2 separate regions of the Homo sapiens genome follow, and region 2 is linked to region 1. A link is a loop called in an ENCODE intact Hi-C map of the cell type or tissue named here. Cell type or tissue: CD4-positive, alpha-beta T cell. All regions are shown on one strand. Links, peaks and the distances in the headings refer to the core of each region. The heading gives the core; the rest is flanking DNA. Region 1 has its middle 100 kb from the start of VEPH1. Region 2 overlaps RSRC1 (arginine and serine rich coiled-coil 1).

Region 1 (5,389 bases), core at 58-5,057:
GGAACAGCCCTCAGTCAATGATGGGTGGGAATTGGAGGATCAATACCACAGCTCTCACACCCCTGGGTAAGGATGGGGATAAATCAGAGGTGTATACAATAATCTACACTGTCTTCTCCAGGTCCACAGTGGGACTGAGCCCCAATTGTCCACAGTGGAAACTGCCTAACAATGAACGTACCCTTTATAGGCTTCTCTTTCTTCCCTTCTCTGTCTCACTTTCTAACTTCTCTTACCAATACTCCTTGCATTGCTTCCTAAACTCCCCACGCCCAGATACATGATTCATGGTGGGCCTCTGGGGAGCCCAACCTAAAACAAAGCTCTATGTCTTTTATCTCACTACAGTTTCCTCAGCCACCTCAGCACCCACGAATCACCAAAGGTTAAAATCATAGGGTGCTTACCAGAAAATACAGACCCAGGAACCCAAGGATGAGGTCAGGAGTCTTAAGACATTGTTTGCTGAGATTTGTAAAGACCCCAGCAACAGAAAGAGAAGGCCCTTTCTAGCTTGGAAGATACTCCTGTTACAAGGGTTCAGCACGAGCATCTTCTTACCAGTTTACCAAACCAGGAGCTTCAGACAAGAAGAGCCAGTGTTCTGTGTTCATGGCAGGGGAGTGGAGTTCCATTTCCTGGTCCTGCCCTGCAGAGAAGTAGCACAGCAGCTCCTTCTCAAGTTATTACTGTCAAAGCGGACTTCCCTGCCTGGCTTCCCAGGCTCCCCGGGAGCTGATCTCTGAAGAAACAGAGGCCAACGTCTGTAGGGTTTCAACTGGCCTAAGCCACCGGGAAGGGGAATGGTTTGGGGCCCAGAGAAAGTGTCTCTCTGCCTCCATGTACCTGAGTGATCTGGATAAAATGATCCTCAGTTTCCTCATCTGCAAAATGAGAGTAATGATGCATCCTGGGGCTGTTGAGTGAATTACATAAAACAATGTACGTTAGAGCCTAGCACTATGTAAGACATCCCACAAAAGTTAATTTCCTTCCCTGGTTTTATTGTACCTGTGAAACCCAGGCGGTAAGAACTCACACTCTTGTATGATGCTGTCTGTACTAACAGCTTTCACAAATCTTGTCTCCCCGGTCAGATTGGAAGCCATGCTGGAATCGGGCGAGCTCTTGTTAATTGATTCAATGGCCTTGACCTGCAAAGCTCTCTCTCCCACCTTGCCTTCCTCTTGGTTATCAAGAAGGTTCTGCAAAGATTGCCATCAGCAAGGCTGTCCAGCCTGATTCTTGAGTGGATCATGCCAGTAATTTGCTGTGATGGATAGAGTGCCTTAAACTGCCTGTGTAATTGTGGTGAGCAGCCGCCAGAGTGGTGGAGCGACTGTGTTTAGGAAATTCAACTTGCAGGGAACACGGTGCTGCCTAAGCCACTGTTGTTCCAAAATTAGACCTTTCCTCCACTCCATCATTACATGGGTAAGCAGTCAGAACACTTCCTGAATACGAACCACAGATCAGAAGTGATTTATAGAAACATCCACATGTGTGTAGATGGTTGGCAGAAGGAGGGAGGGTGGGAGCCCAAGGTTGGCCCCAGACCAGCCACAGGCCTCCTCTACCGCAGCTCTATCAAAATGACTGCTCTCACTACTGCAGGGACAGGGAAGGACTACGGTCTCCTGCAAAAAAGAAATGTGAGCTTCTTTTGGTTCATAGACTTGCCAGATCATAATGCCTACTTGTAATGCATGGTAAAAATTCAGTTACCCTGGATCCTCTTTAAAGACACCGATTCCGTGGGTCTAGCTTGGGGCCTGGACATCTGTGCTTCTGACAGCCCCCTCCATTAATGGTTCTCAAATTGTGCTGCACATTACAGCCGCCAGTGGGGCTTTAAAATATCCTGATGTCCAGGTCCCATTGCAGACCTATAAAATCAGAGTCACTGGGGGCGGCACCTAGGCACTGGGGCTTTTTAAGGAGCTGTAGATGATGTTGATGTGCAGTCAAGTTTGAGAACCAATTCCCAGACAATCTGTAAAAGCGAGCAAGTCTGGGAAATACAGATTCCGGGGTAGAAGTCTATTTAGAAGAACCAAGTAACTCTTTTATTTGGCATCATCAAACTGAAATTCAGAGCCCTTGCTGGTTTAGGCAGATAAAATAGGGTTATGGAGCCTCTTTTCAAGCAGTTGTTCTGAAATCAGTTTCTAATACAGTTGCCTGGACATCCACTCATATCAGCTGAGTCACACCTATGTTTTTTAAAGGTTCTTGGGTCATTTGGATGCTCCTCTGGGTCTGGACCCACTGACTTCAGAGAATTTATAAAACGTCAAATCCTTTAATTTATAATTATGTAGGATGCATATTTGAGCTCTGCCACAAGGACATTTCATGGGACTGAGCATTTCTAGACAAATTTTTACTTTTTAAAAAAAAAAGTTTTTAAAATAAAAGATGTCTGGTCTATAAGTGGACATTATAAAATACATTTGCAACCTGGTGTTCCCTTAACTCCCGAGCCCTTAAATAGAAGATATGGTAAGATAACTCAACTGTTCATTTCCCCATATTCGTGCCACGTCTAGCTGAAAAAGGAAAAGGCCCAAATCTCCCTCCTGGTCTCAACCTTTGCAACAGCAAAGGTGGCTGAGTCAGAAGCTCTGAGGTCCTCCGAGCCCCTCCGCAGTGCTCTTGCAGGCCAGCAGCTTCCTGTGGGGGCTCCCCCTGGTGACAGCGTGTGGGATAATTTCTGATTAGAAAAAGATCCCTGAGCTGGAAGGGACTTTGTGCAGCTTCCTGCAGTGGCCAGGGTGTGCTAGGTCTGGGTTTATCTGAGTCAGGGCTTCTCTGAGGCATGCATTTCTCAGCGAGTCTCCCGAATTTTATTTTCAATCCTGCCAAGGGCAGATTAAATGGCTACATGAATGGGAAAATGCAGGAGGCTTTGAAACAGATGGTTGGCTGTGCAGGCTCAGTGACTTGCCAAGCACTGGATTGTGTTGCCATATGAATGAAAATCCCACTGTGGCTGGGTTTTTATTTCTCCAACCTATGGATGACAGCGACTCCCTTGTTCCCCTGGCAGTGGGGCCTGGAGCAGTTACCTGCTATTATTCGCCTCCCATCAGGGTTCAGCTTCTTGCCTCTCTGGATTTTCCTGGTTCCTTTTTCTGAAAGGGAGTGTCATTCTAGACTAATTTCCTGATGGTGTAAATGATTTAGCAGGGCTGATGAATATCAATAGAGCTGCAGATGGGTTTAAGTTGCCTAATGAATGTGACAGTCACTGGTGCCAAATATTTTTCCAACTTGCATTTAGGATGCAAACAAGCTTGAATAGTACCCACAAAGGGTACTTCTTTAATTATGCATTATAAATTCTGAAGTCAGTAGTCAAAAGTGTCAGCGCAGTATGGCACAGATGAGAAGCTGTGTACATGGACGTGTGCTCAATGCACATGAGCCAGAGAGACCTCGGTTCGAATCCCAGCTCTGCTACTAATGAGCTGTGTGAATTTGGACATGTTATATAATATCTCAAAGACTGATTGTAAAATGCAGATAAAAATCCTTGCCCTTGGACATTTTAAAAATAATGAGCATGAGAAAATGTAGCATGGCTGGCATTCATAATTCAACAAATAGTCATTAAGTACCTACTATGTAGAAAGGGCTATACTAGGTGTGGGGAATTCAGAAGATTCTGGAAATTCACAGGTGAAGGAAATAACTGGAATGGTAGAATGCCAAGGGCAGGACAGAGGGAGGATGCACCAGGTGTAGGAAGTAAGAGGTGTTTTGTCTGTAAAGAATTTAAAAGCAATAGGAAAGCTGACTAAAAGTTTATTTGCAGCCAGGCGCAATATCTCACACCTGTAATCCCAATACTTTGGGAGCCCGAGGCATGAGGCTTGTTTGAGCCCAGAAGTTCAAGACCAGCCTGGGCAACACTGCAAGACCCCCATCTCTACAGAAATTTTAAAAAATTATCCAGGTGTGATGGTGCATGACTGTGGTCCTAGCTATATGGGAGGCTGAGGTGGAAGAATGGCTTGAGCACAGGAGATGGAGGCTGCAGTGAATTGTGATCGTGCCACTGCACTCTAGCCTGGGTGACAGAGTGAGACACTGTCTCAAAAAAAAAAGGTTGATTTGCTTTTCATTATCAACATAAGCCAACAATTCTAAACAATGTCAGTGATCAAATTACTTTATCCCCAAAATCTCTTGTTGGTTTAAATTCCAGGGAACTGTTGTGGTTACTATTGAGTTTTAATAGAATATATGTAAGCTATGTATTCTCCTGGTTTTTAATTACTTATCCTTTAATAAACATTGTATTCTTTATTAAGGAAGTCAATTTGAAGAATGCCCAGTTATTCAAGGTGCCTTCCCCACTCCACTCCTCAGCAGAAGTGGACTCAGCCTCAGGAGTTTTGTATAAAGCAAGTGTATAATGGTTCGAAATTGATGGACCTATTGGTTCCCCTGAAGGTTTTGTCTCCAGCCCTGGTGGTATCATCTCTTCCTGTGTTTAAATGGTAGATTCAAAAATGATGGTAGCTCAGTGATTGTAGAAACAAGGACACAAAGATCTTGATTTACACCAATTCTGTCATTTCTGTGTAATCACTCAGAGGTTTTATGTTTCAAATTTAGAAGAAGGAAACTCTGAACTTCAAGGTATAATATTTTAGTTTGGCAAGCGCAAATTTTAGTTCGTACATGAAATGTTTTACTGAATTTGAATATATTTAAAATTGAACTTTGCTTTTCTAATAAAATTGTTAATTATTTGTTTTTAAAACGAAGGAACAATTTGAGAAAATAATGATTATTACTAATTCTTATGTGATAATTACTGAAAATAATTTTATCATAGAGAGGAAGGGATGTTAAAAAATGATCCACTCCAGGCATCAAATATGCTAGGTATGTCACTGCAGTGCATTACACAGTAAGTTTTTAAAACATTGATATTGACATCAATGGTGGCCTTTCTCTTCTAACATGGCACTTCTCTGAGATGAAAGACAGGAGTTCACAGTGAAAGAACTAAGTGTCTGCAGTCTTTTGAAAATTTGATTCTGCAGTTTTAAAAAATAATAGTAACTACTATCATCGAGCCCTTCCTATATGTCAGGTATGGAGCTGACATGTTACAAACATTATTTAGTACTTTATCCAGCACTGTGAGGTGGATATTATTATACCAACTTAAATGACGAAGAAACTGAGGTTGGGAGAAGTGTGCTCCAGATTACAGACCTTGTGAGTGACAGAGCTGGGCTGACACTGTGGATTACCTGATTCTAAGCTTGTTCTCTTAACAACATGCCATCAGGAGAAGGAGAAGCTGATGCTGATTTCAGTTCCTGAGTATATTACAAGGCTGGCTTGAGGCCTGTGAGATTCTAGACTTTGT
Region 2 (5,389 bases), core at 215-5,214, 710 kb before region 1:
TTTCAGCATTTTCGGTTGCATTATTAATGTAACTAAATCATCAAAATAATGGCTCAGTAACTAAAATAAGCTTATTATCAATATTTTCAAAATTAAAGTGATAATTACCATGACATAAATCTCCAAATCATTTAGGCAACATATAAAACATAAAACAAGCAAGTAAATCTGTCTAGTAATAAATCAAAATTTTGGAAATTCAATATAAATAAAACAACTCCTTCATTTAATTAAGATTGTTTAAATTATATTTCTTAAGGCCTATTTTCATTTATTTTGAAATTTTAATTTGTAAATCTAGCTAGATTTGTTTGAAAAATAATTTAGTATACTAAAATCATGGGCTCTGGAGCCTGCTTGGTCTAGGTTTGAGTTGCACAGCTGACATCTATAAGCTGTGGGATCTTGAACAAATCATATAGCCTATCTCTTTCTTAGTTTCCTTATCTGTAAAATGGAGATAAGAGTAGCACCAAAAATTCCACCATAATTTTTTAAGTGAGATCCAAAAAATTAGGAGTATGAGCTTTGGAGCCATACTTCTTGGATTTTTTACCTGAATTTCCCTTCTCCTCCTGTGTGTTACTACAAGGTTTTATTAAGCCTATCTCATAATGTTGTTGCTATAAAGACTAGATGAGTGTCTGTGTGTGCATATATGTGCATGTACTCCAACCATCCATCCATGTAACCATCCATTCAAAGTGCCTTCATTATTAGTATTATGGGTTTACAGTTGTAAGCACAACAGTAAAGAGTTTACATTTGGTTTCATATATGCACATTAAGTAACATTTTGACACAGTATCAGAGTCTAAAAGGCAATGAGGAGCAAACATAATTTTTTTTTTTTTTGAGACAAAGTCTCACTCTGTTGCCCAGGCTGGATTGCAGTGGCACAATCTTGGCTCACGGCAACCTCTGCCTCCCAGGTTCAAACAATTCTCCTGCCTCAGCCTCCTCTATAGCTGGGATTACAAGCATTTGCCACCACGCTCGGCTGATTTTTGTATTTTTAGTAGAGACGGGGTTTCACCATTTTGGTTTCACCATTGGTTTCACCAGGCTGGTCTCGAACTTTACTCATATATGACTAAAATATAAGACACTACATTTTTTAAATTATATTGTTACCATCCTGTATATCTTAAACTATGTTTATTTTAACCATACCGGAAAACACACTATTTCTGAAACTCCTTAGAGCAGTGGCAGTTTGACAATACAGCAAGGTTTCCTAATATTTTGGTGGCCTACCCTCATGACACATTTTCTTTGTCTATCTAGAAAGCACTGTAGCACTAAACTATACATGCTGACAGGATAACAATTGCTAGTCAGAGGACTACTTGACACCTGCTAAATCCAGCATAGCTTTATTTCTGCTTATTAAATTTAACTGTTTAGCATATTTTCATTTAACATGTGAAAATACTGTTGCAGAAGAAACAGTATCAGTGAATGAAGTAAAAAAAAAAAAAAGAATTTTTTTTCGGTTGGGCACAGTGACTCACACCTGTAATCCCAGCACTCTGGGAGGCCGAGGTGGGTGGATCACCTGAGGTCAGGAGTTCGAGACCAGCCTGGCCAACATGGCGAAACCCTGTCTCTACTAAAAAAGTACAGAAATTAGCCAGGCGTGGTGGCAGGCACCTGTAATCTCAGCTACTCAGGAGGTTGAGGCAGGAGAATAGCTTGAATCAGGGAGGCAGAGATTGCGGTGAGCTGAGATCGTGCCACTGCACTCCAGCCTGGGTAACAAGAGTGAGATTCCGTCTAACAACAACAACAACAACAACAACAATTTTCAATAATGTGGCACAAGTTACTCGTAACAAACAGGACTGCTACCTTTCTTATCCAGGTGTGGATTCCTATTAAAAGACAATTTTCATGGTTTAGAGATATTTTGTGTTTAGAGATCTTTTTTGTCTCACCTTTATGGTTCTGTAAAAACTTTAAATGTTTTTGGAAATAAAATGCTATCTAAATCACAAAGTACTAATTAGTTTTTAAAGAAGGATAGGAGTGAATATTCATTTGCATTTTGGCTTAGTCTTTTTCTATCGAATAATACAGCCATAATAATTTCTTTAGAAATGAGCTGGGATATAAATAAATAATAAAAGCAAATGCTGATGATACACATTTTCTGTTACTGTGTCAAGACACAACATCGTTCTCCTTTGTTGGCATATTTGATTAAATTACTTCATTTATTTTTGCCATGCATGAGATAGTTTTTGTGTAAATTTATGAAAAAATTTTCATACGTGTGCCTTCCTTAAAATGTTTCATTAATGCTCTATGCTCAATTCTGGATATAACAGTGGATACACTTTGGATTACAGCCAATAGATGGCACTGCTCTCACTAGGTAGCAAAGACCACATAAAGGTCTCATTACAGGCACAAATTATTAAGACTAAATATCTGCTCAAATCTGAATTTTTCATGATGAGAGACACATATTAAAACATAATAAATATTTAAAAATCTATGCTTAATAGTTACTGAATAAGAGAGGCCAATTTAAGGCAACCAATTTACTTATTTACCTAAAAACATTTATTGAGTGCCTACTATCACTAGGCACTACAGATATAAAAATGAATAAGATATTTCCTGGTCTCAAGTAATTACACAATAATATGGTTAAGTAATATTAGTAATGGAGATGGTCACAGAGAAGTACGGGGGCTCATCCTGGGGATGGGATGGATCAGTGAAAGCTTTTTACAAAGGAGATGATGCATGAGCTAGTAACCAAGGGGTGAGGGGAGGGGGGAGGTTGTTGGTATACCATATTTTGAACAAAGGGAAAAGCAACAGCAAGGACTAGAATATAAGAAATAGCATAAAAGCATAATGTGGAAAGTATGACTCAGAACATGTCAAGATATAAACCTGTTAGGTTTATATCTCTGTTAGGAGAGCTCTAAATCACTCAGAAGGTATGCTATCTTTTAAGAAATTTGGACTTCATCCTTCATGAAGACTGGAGGTAGGAATCAAACACAGTGGCTGTTGTGGGTAGTCCAGGCAGCAAGCACTAAAGCTTTAACCAGAGCAGTGGCAATAAAGGGTGGAGAGGAAGACATGGTTTTGAGAAATATTTAGGGGATAAGTGTTAGCAAGATATGGTATTTCAGTGTATGTGGGAGATTAGGGATGAGAACCAAGGCTGACACTCAAGATAAGATATTTCTAAGGTCCTTTTGAAATGCCACTGATAATTTCTTACTGATTATTCTTTTAATTGCTATTACATAAAGTAAGTTGCTGTCCTGCTGTTATCCATCCAATCTTTATTCTTTCATAGCACTCTGCACTTTTCCTTCTAAAAACTTATAATTTACAAGAATTACAGCACAATATGCTTGTTATATATTTATTTGGCACCTGCTTCTTCTATTTATTAAATTACACTTCATAAGGACAGAGTCATCTCTCCTGATCTGGTTCATCATTCCATATCTATCACCTAGCCTGATAAATAACTGACACTCAACAAATATTTGTTGAAGAAACACATATTTCTGAAGTTCCAAGATCTACTCATGCTCTGCTTGGCTGATAACTTTCTATAAGGATCAAACACTACTTAAGGCCACATTTGGTAATACCCACAAGAGATGCTGCCTATTCATTAAGTACTTTAGCTTTTTTCAGTGACAGCTTTTCTCACCAGAGTAGGAATGAGTCTTTTGCACATGTCAAGTTAGAAGCTATTTTAGAGTATAATAGGTGCTCTCTGCTCGTGTCAGCTTTCTCAGGGACAACAACCAAAATAACACTCTATAAAACCAAGAAATGTGCTCCTTCACCTTCTGAGTCTTGCCAGGGTTTCTACCATGTCCACTTGCTTTTCCTTCTCTCATGGATATTAATTTACTCTTATGGATTAATACTCTTTCTCAATGCTACCTTAAAATATCACAGTGGTTGGTCAATTCTCTGAAGCTTAACTATCTTTTAAAGAAAAAAATTTCCCCACTCTCATATTTTTATTTTTTTTGGTTTACTGAGGTCTAACTGACACATAAAAATTATATACATTTAAAGTATACAATGTGATGTTTTGATATATGTATACACTGTGAAATAATTGCCATAATCAAACTAATTAACATATCTATTACCTTATATATTTACCTTTTTTGTGGTAAGAGTATTTAAGATCTACTCTCTTAGCAATTTTCAAGTATAAAACACAGTATCATTAACTCTAGTCACCATGCTGTACATTAGATTTCCAGAATTTGTTCATCCTGGGTAACTGAAACTTTGTACTCTTACAGTATGTGTGTAGAGGAAAAGGGGAGTAGGGAGGGCTGTATTTTTTAAAAAACACCCAAGGTTTCCAGCAATTTTCTCTGTGTCAGTTTCTTTGGAATTTCAAGGAAAAAATGAAATAGATGAAAGGAAATAAAAATATTAATTTTTAAATCTAAATATTAAAGGCTGGATTTAAAAATTAGATTATACATCTATTCATAATAAATATTTATTTGAAGAATACGCTGTTCTGGAGCATTTAAAATATTCATCCAATAAATGAAAAAAATTAGCATATACTTTTTACAACCGATATACCAGGTGCTAAGGGACTATATAAGCAGTACAAACATGAGTTTAACCGTAAGGAATTCATAGTTTAATATGGTAGGTAAGATATAGATATAATAATGAGCATAAAGTATTCTAATTCTTAACACTGTTAGAGAGGTACTGTAAGTTGGTATGGTAGTTCAGTATAGGGAATGATTAATTTTGATTGGAGATATAAGAAAGACATATCAATGACATATCAATGACTGACAAAAGCAAGCACGTGTATTTTAATAAGTGCCACTTTTGTCACTGTAAAATTTCTTCTTGAAATACACATTTATTTAGAAACTGACAAACGAGGAGAGTAGATTAGTATAAACATTTTATAAATTGTAACAAAGGTGATTGAGTGAATGAAGGAGGGAAGAAAGAAGTAATATTGGCATTGCATTAAAAGTGATGTTACAGAAATTTCATTGTAAATTTTGACATATGAGTACCATGTATCTGGGAATAACAATTTATGAGACATTTTAGCAATTACCTTTTAAGATACTTCAAAATTTTCTAAACTACATTACTTTATATTTAATGTTTATATAACATTCTTTAAATGGAAATCAGGTGTTCCTCAACTAGTATTGATTTGTGTTATTTTAAAACATATTTTTAAAAGTTGCTTCTCTAAATTTATCAAACTCTCAGAATATGCTACACTTAACTTTAGAATAAACCTGGATACAGCTAACCATGTTACATTTGTTATTTACAGTTAGTACTTGATTACAACTCCCTTAAAGGTAACACACAAAAGCTATGTAATCAAGATTTGTAT

What was found. Peaks named below come from ENCODE experiments on the same cell type or tissue, not always from the same donor. Only the 100,000 strongest peaks of a DNase experiment are listed, where the experiment ranks them.
Region 2: it touches region 1 in a loop (9-fold over the local background); 18 of 110 quality-filtered maps call a loop at or near these places.

The regions. Positions count from the first base shown.
Region 1 is chr3:157,604,073-157,609,461 of GRCh38, reverse strand. No RefSeq gene overlaps it. Among named protein-coding and RNA genes, the nearest start is that of VEPH1, 100 kb to the right of the region's middle. In CD4-positive, alpha-beta T cell, for the core only: CTCF peaks have their summits at 2,479 and 2,681 (motif pointing left); a DNase peak (open chromatin) is centred at 2,661.
Region 2 is chr3:158,310,498-158,315,886 of GRCh38, reverse strand. All of the region lies in intron 5 of RSRC1 (arginine and serine rich coiled-coil 1), which reads right to left. Among named protein-coding and RNA genes, the nearest start is that of RSRC1, 200 kb to the right of the region's middle. In CD4-positive, alpha-beta T cell, for the core only: a CTCF peak has its summit at 2,306; no DNase peak of the experiment used is centred there.